Linked DNA regions of Homo sapiens: region 2 is linked to region 1. Evidence: chromatin loops called from intact Hi-C (ENCODE). Cell type or tissue: Calu3. All regions are shown on one strand. Each heading gives the region's core, and the rest is flanking DNA. Links, peaks and the distances in the headings are about the cores only. Region 1 has its middle 6.2 kb from the start of EFNB1. Region 2 overlaps EDA (ectodysplasin A).

The links. A loop is a pair of places that touch in the nucleus more often than their neighbours do. Peaks named below come from ENCODE experiments on the same cell type or tissue, not always from the same donor. Only the 100,000 strongest peaks of a DNase experiment are listed, where the experiment ranks them.
Region 2: a loop joins it to region 1, with 16 times the contacts of the local background. A loop is called at or near these places in 13 of 110 quality-filtered maps.

The regions. Positions count from the first base shown.
Region 1 is chrX:68,821,348-68,824,258 of GRCh38, reverse strand. No RefSeq gene overlaps it. Among named protein-coding and RNA genes, the nearest start is that of EFNB1, 6.2 kb to the left of the region's middle. RefSeq lists enhancers at 117-617, 618-1,118. In Calu3, for the core only: CTCF peaks have their summits at 1,234 and 1,437 (motif pointing left); a DNase peak (open chromatin) is centred at 1,438.
Region 2 is chrX:69,617,136-69,620,046 of GRCh38, reverse strand. The region is part of intron 1 of EDA (ectodysplasin A); the gene reads right to left. Among named protein-coding and RNA genes, the nearest start is that of EDA, 2.5 kb to the right of the region's middle. In Calu3, for the core only: CTCF peaks have their summits at 988 and 1,187; a DNase peak (open chromatin) is centred at 1,036.

The DNA of each region.
Region 1 (2,911 bases), core at 232-2,731:
GGTGTGCATAACAGGTGGACAAGCCTCTGAAGGGCAGCTGGGACCCTGGGCCCTCAGAGGCCTCATCTTCAGAAACCCCTGCCCTGCTGGGTTTCACTGATCTAGGCTCAGTTTCCTCCAGTAGTGCCCCTGTCCTCTGCTCTCCAGCCCAGCAGGAGGCAGCCTAGGTAAGGGTAAGCCTGTTGCTCTCTTGCTCTGGTTACCTGGAGAATGTGCAAGGCTAGGCTGGGCCATTCATCACTGTCAGGGGCACAGGAATTCGAGGGAAGGGAGCAGCACCTGTCCTCATCTGTCACTGACCCCAGCCTAGCTCCTCATCTCAGAGGGCCAGTGGGCCTGGGGGAGGGCGATGGGATGCATCTTTGCCAGGTCCTCCTCCTGGTTCCCGAGTGAACACACTAGACACGTCAGGCCCCACAAACACCGGGAATAAAGTTCCTATGGAGGAACACCCCAAGCCGAGAGTGCATTTGGGCAACCGAGGAGCAGAGGGAAGGACAAGCTGCTTCCTCAGTGCTCCAGCCCCCTAGCTCTGAGCCCTCTCTGGACTCCGAGCTAGCATCCTGCCTCCCACCCAACCATGGAGGTTAAAGGGTCAGGTTCTGGGCTTTCTTGGCTGATAACCCCAGGCCTACCAGGAGAGAGACCACGAGCCTCTTGGGGCATCCCGAGGACAGAATAGGGGCTGGACCCAGCTGGCCAGATAACCACTGGCAGATATATGGCACCCAGGCCCACCACCCTCCAGCTGCCCCTCAGCCAACCCAGCCAGGATGTCTGACACCTCCCCTCCCCACTCACAATTTAGTCTATCTTGGTTTAGAGACCTTCCTTCCCACCTTCAATGAGGAAGGTCCTGGTAAGGGCCCAGTCTCTAAGCCTTTAGTCTCTCAACCAAGCCTTCCCCGCCCCACCCCCACCAGACATCCTCCTCTCCAGGGCTGCCCAAAGAAGTGTTGGGGTGAGGCTGAGGCCCTGACAAACCTCGATTGACAAACCACTCAGCATCTTCCTCGCCAGGAAGCCAGCCCCTCAGAGGAACATCAATCTCCCTGGCCTGGCTTGTTTTTCTTCCACAGCCTTTCTCCAGGACACAAAGCAGAGCCTGCGGCAGCCCCTGCCTTAACTGGGAAGGGTGGGGTGTGGAGAGGGAGGGAACTTTCCTCCTGGGATCGGTGTCCCTGGCAGAGGTGCAGAATACAGGAAGTTTGGGAGCTTCTGCACTAACTTAGTGCCTGAAGGAATTAGGGCTCCAAAGACCAGGGAGGGAGAGGGTGTGATCTTAGAGGTGAGGAAAAGAGGCAGTAAAAGAGGTGAGGAAAAGAGACAGGTTATTGAATCAAAGTGGTGGAGTCCCCAAGCAATCTTTTCCGCTCCCTAGTAGCCTGCCTATTTCTCAAACTCTGTCGACCTCTGATGGCCAGCTAAGTATTTGCATCCCTAAAGCTGAACCAGCACTGAGCCTCGCCCCCAGCAGCCGAACAGAAGACCGGGACACGGCCAGCTTCCGGTGCTGGCCTGGGCTGAGCTAAGCCAGGAACGCCCTCGTTTCTCCCTATCCTCCCTCCAGACACTGGAAGTTAATCTATTCAGGCCTGCCTGAGCACCCACCTCCTCTGGACAGCCTTCCTGGAAGGCCCTAGCCCACAGGGACTGTTCCTCTCTTTGAGCTCCATATTCTGACTGTACTGCCCGAGATCTCCACTTGGATTTTCATTATTTGTGTACATCTTAGCTGTCTCACTAGATACTAACCTGGGGCAGAAACCACTGACTGCTTCTCCTTTATCTTTATGCATCAAGGCCAAGCATAAGGATGGGCATACAGGAGGCACTCCACAGATGCTAATGGTGATGGTGATGATGGCAGCGGTAGTGGTAGTGACAGCCACTATTTATTGAGCACCTACTACATTCCAGATTGTTTGTATCCATTTTCTCATAAGAAACTCATTCTATATACAGACGAGGAAACTGGTGCACTCAGAAGCCAAGTGACTTAAATAGTGTCTCCCATCCAGTAAGCAACAGAACCCAAAGTTTTATGCAGGTCTCTCTGGCTCCAAGCCACAAATATCTACATCAGCCACATGCCAGACACAGCCTTTATTCCTGGGAGGGACACGGAGATGACTGCAGCTCAGCCCCTGATGTCAAGGAATGGTGTTGGCCACAGCAAAGACTTGTATGCTCCATGGAACATGGAGGGACTAGCTCTGCATCCTTCCTCCTGCTCCCCTCTCCTCATCTCAGGGAAAGTCTTCTCTGGTTTCACCATTTGACAGAAGGACAGATTGCCCAGGCCAGATGAGCAGTCTCCCAGATCCTGTCACACACAGAGGCTATAGCTAATTAGGACACTCCTACAGACATCAGATGCGTGAAAAAGTCAAGAATCCAGGACCGAAGAGGGAGATTCCAACAGAGATCCTGCCAGTCTCTCCCAGGAATAAGCATAGGTGAGTCCAGTTCACAAACACTGCTGGGCCTCCCCTGACCCTGGCAGGTTCCAGGACCTGAGACTTAAAGAGATGAGAGAGACACTCAAGTCACTTCCCCTCACCACATGCCATTTCCAGTTAGCCACCAATCCCAAACCAACAAGCACGTTTGAGTAGAGGGCTCACCAACCCCACCCTCACTCTTGTCCATGGCTCCCTGAGACATTTTGTCTCTCTCCAACCTGGTGATCTTGGAGGAAACTGAGGCAGGTCGCCCTTACCTTCTCCCCTCCCCATGGAAGCCACTCACCTGAGACTCTCTTTCAGTCACTCAGTTCTTAGTAGTCGTTGGTGTGAAGAGTCAGCTCTGGCTAGTAAGGAAAAGAGCCCACTGTGGGGGTCTGAGGTGTTCCAACCCTCCTCTCCTTCCCTTGCCTGCTCCTACCATTCGTGTTTTAATGAGGCCCTGG
Region 2 (2,911 bases), core at 95-2,594, 800 kb before region 1:
AAACCAACTAGAAAATCCCTTCATCCTTTTGATCAATTTAATGGGGTTTTTGAGGACTTTTATCAGCTGTTAGGCTTTTCTTGAGGAGCAGCCACCAGAATTTCCTGTCTGATTGTAGAAGCCAATCTGCTTTTGATCTTGTACATGGAAAAAATAAGTGTTTTGTAAGTGGTTTGTTTTGTTGTTTTTGACACCCTTCCTGATGATACCCACTACATTCTTGGCCTTTGAGGACCACAATCACAACCGGCGCAACATCTCCACAGAATGATCAACAGTGATTTTTAGTTTTTTACTCTGACGATCATATTACTGTATATTGTCCTAATTCAGACACAAATGAGATATCCCTTGCTCTTGAGATAATCTCCACCAACTATCCAGACAAATCTCAGCTACTTGGTTGCTCCAGCTGAAGGAGATGATTGATTACGGAAGGTCTGATGTGACTCTCTCACTTCATCATCAGCAAGTGTGTCCCCACCAGGGAGACTTTTCTAACATTTCACATGGAGAACTGTGCTGATCTCTCTGCTCTGTATCCTACCTGCCCTAACTTCCTTGTGTGCCCTGCTTAAAAAGTTTTTAAATTGACAGATGATATACATACATCTACAGTGATTTCCAGGTCCCTTTCTTGAGTCATAACTGAGAGCCCAGAGCCCATCATCTCATAAGTATGGATAGGTTTACTTTTGCCTACCTGCATGAAGTGTCTCTGACTGTTCTGCCCACTTGGTCTCATGAGAGCTTCCTGCAGTTTACTCTCATCAGCTTGCCTTCACTCCTTACAGATAAACTGGTAAGAAACCTGAATGTACTGCCCGTTGAAGGGTGTATATTTTTATCTTTCTTCCTCTCCATCCAAGATTTGCTGTAACAGCAGTTGTTTGTGTTTAAAAACTAAAATATAAAAATATGACCTACGTGGCCAAATCCCACAAGGCTGTTTACTTCCTTATTTACTGAATCAGAATCTGTCAGCACAATGTAGAATTCTGAGTGTCAGCAGATACTGAAAATTAAATGTCACTGTAAAGCCAGCAGAGGGTGCACCAGGGCACTAGAAATTTTAACCAAGCTTGTAGCAGTATTAATTTAATACCCAATCAACTTTTTTAAAAAGTTATTTTTGTATACTAAAACTAATATACAAGATAAGATAAACTTAAGTTGAACAACTTAAAATAAACAAGTTGAATTTGGGCTAAAATTCCTTCAAAGTATACTCCAAATCTGAAAGTGAAGTTCAGGAAGAATAAGGAACACACGGTTAAACTTACTGTGGTCAAAATACAGGCAGAGTAGAACAAAATGATGCAGAGCTGAGCCCTCTACTTTGCAAAAGTTCTAATGTGGAGCTCCATCTTGCTCCCTCGCAAAAGGTCCCAGGAGGTAGTTGGGGGAATGGGCACCCAACTAGGAGTTAGAGCAACTATCATCCCAGTTTTGACTCTAGTTATGTGACCTTGGGCAAGTCACTTTCCCTTTAGGGCCTATGTTTCCCAAGGGAATCAAACGAAATGGACTCATATAAGCCCTTCATAACTCTAGGAAACTGATTCCAATTGATGTCAACAAATGTAAAGAGCTAGTATCCTTGCTTCTATTGCTCAAAAATATTAAAACAGAAAGAATAAAAGACAGAAGATAGGAAGCTGTGTTTAAATCTAGACAGAACTATTTTAGTGCCACACAAAGGGTAGGTAACTAAATGCCATTATACACCTGTAAGAGTTTCATGCCATCACAGAAACCTTACAGTACAGCTGTTCTGCTAATCCTCAGTCTATAAAAATGGCTCTGTCCATCCTGAATGCCAAAAAGTATTGGCCAACATTTGATTAAAGAAGTTTAATTCTTTCATCTTTTCACAGAATATCAATGTTCAGCTGCTAAATACTTCTGCTGGGCATTGGGGTGTGGGGGGAGTGGCAGTAGATAAATAAAGGAGTCAGAATCCTAGTTAATTATCGTTTAGCTACAATGTTTAAAGTTTCAAGTATGAGAAGCATGTCTGCTGATTCTCTTCTTTGATAAGCTGTTATATAAATTGGAGTGTGCTAGTAAGACATTTTAAGGCTCAGGGCAACTTTACAATGCACATCTTTTTTTTTTTTTTTAAGTATCAGTCCTAACATTACACTATTATCATGAATATGATGTCTCTATCAAGCGTACCACTTTAGATGGGAGGTCAAAGTGGCACAAATAATGTTTACAGAGTTGTGACAATGACTCTGGATGTGGCAGTAAATATAGAAGGCTTGGGTCCCTCACCTCAAGGAACTTATTTGTACAACTTGCTCTCTTCCCTAAGAGGTACAATTTTATTATTATTCTTTAGCCACCTCGAAAGGATCCTTGGATGCTTCTCCTAAGTTTCACATATGGCAACCAAGACAGTATTTACGTTAAGTGAACGAAATTTACTTGAATAAAAAGCTAGAAAGAATAGAATAGAAAACAAACACCAAAGCTAATAGTTTGCTTATTAGGGCACAAACACCATAAAGATTGCAAAAACAAACAAAACTGCTCTTGGGGGACGAGTCCTGAGTAATTATTCCATTGGCAGATTCCCGTTCTCAAGCTAACAGTAGTAAAAGCGCTTCCCACCCACCCTTCCCACCGCACACCTACCCCGCTTAAGAATCAGAACCGGCATGCAAAGGGTGAGTTTTATTTCCATAGATTTTTAAAATTGCTGTTCAGAAGTTGTCTAGCAAGACGGCATATTTCTACCAGAATTCCTCAGGGGCGCTGATCCTCACTAGAACGCCGAGGACAATCAGTCTCAAATTGCAGGTAAGTGTGAACAAGCCCACGTTCTGGTCAGCGCACAAGGACCCGCGCTGAAAATGCGGTTAAAAGTTGTTTCAACGGGCGGGCGTGGAACAGTTATTACAGC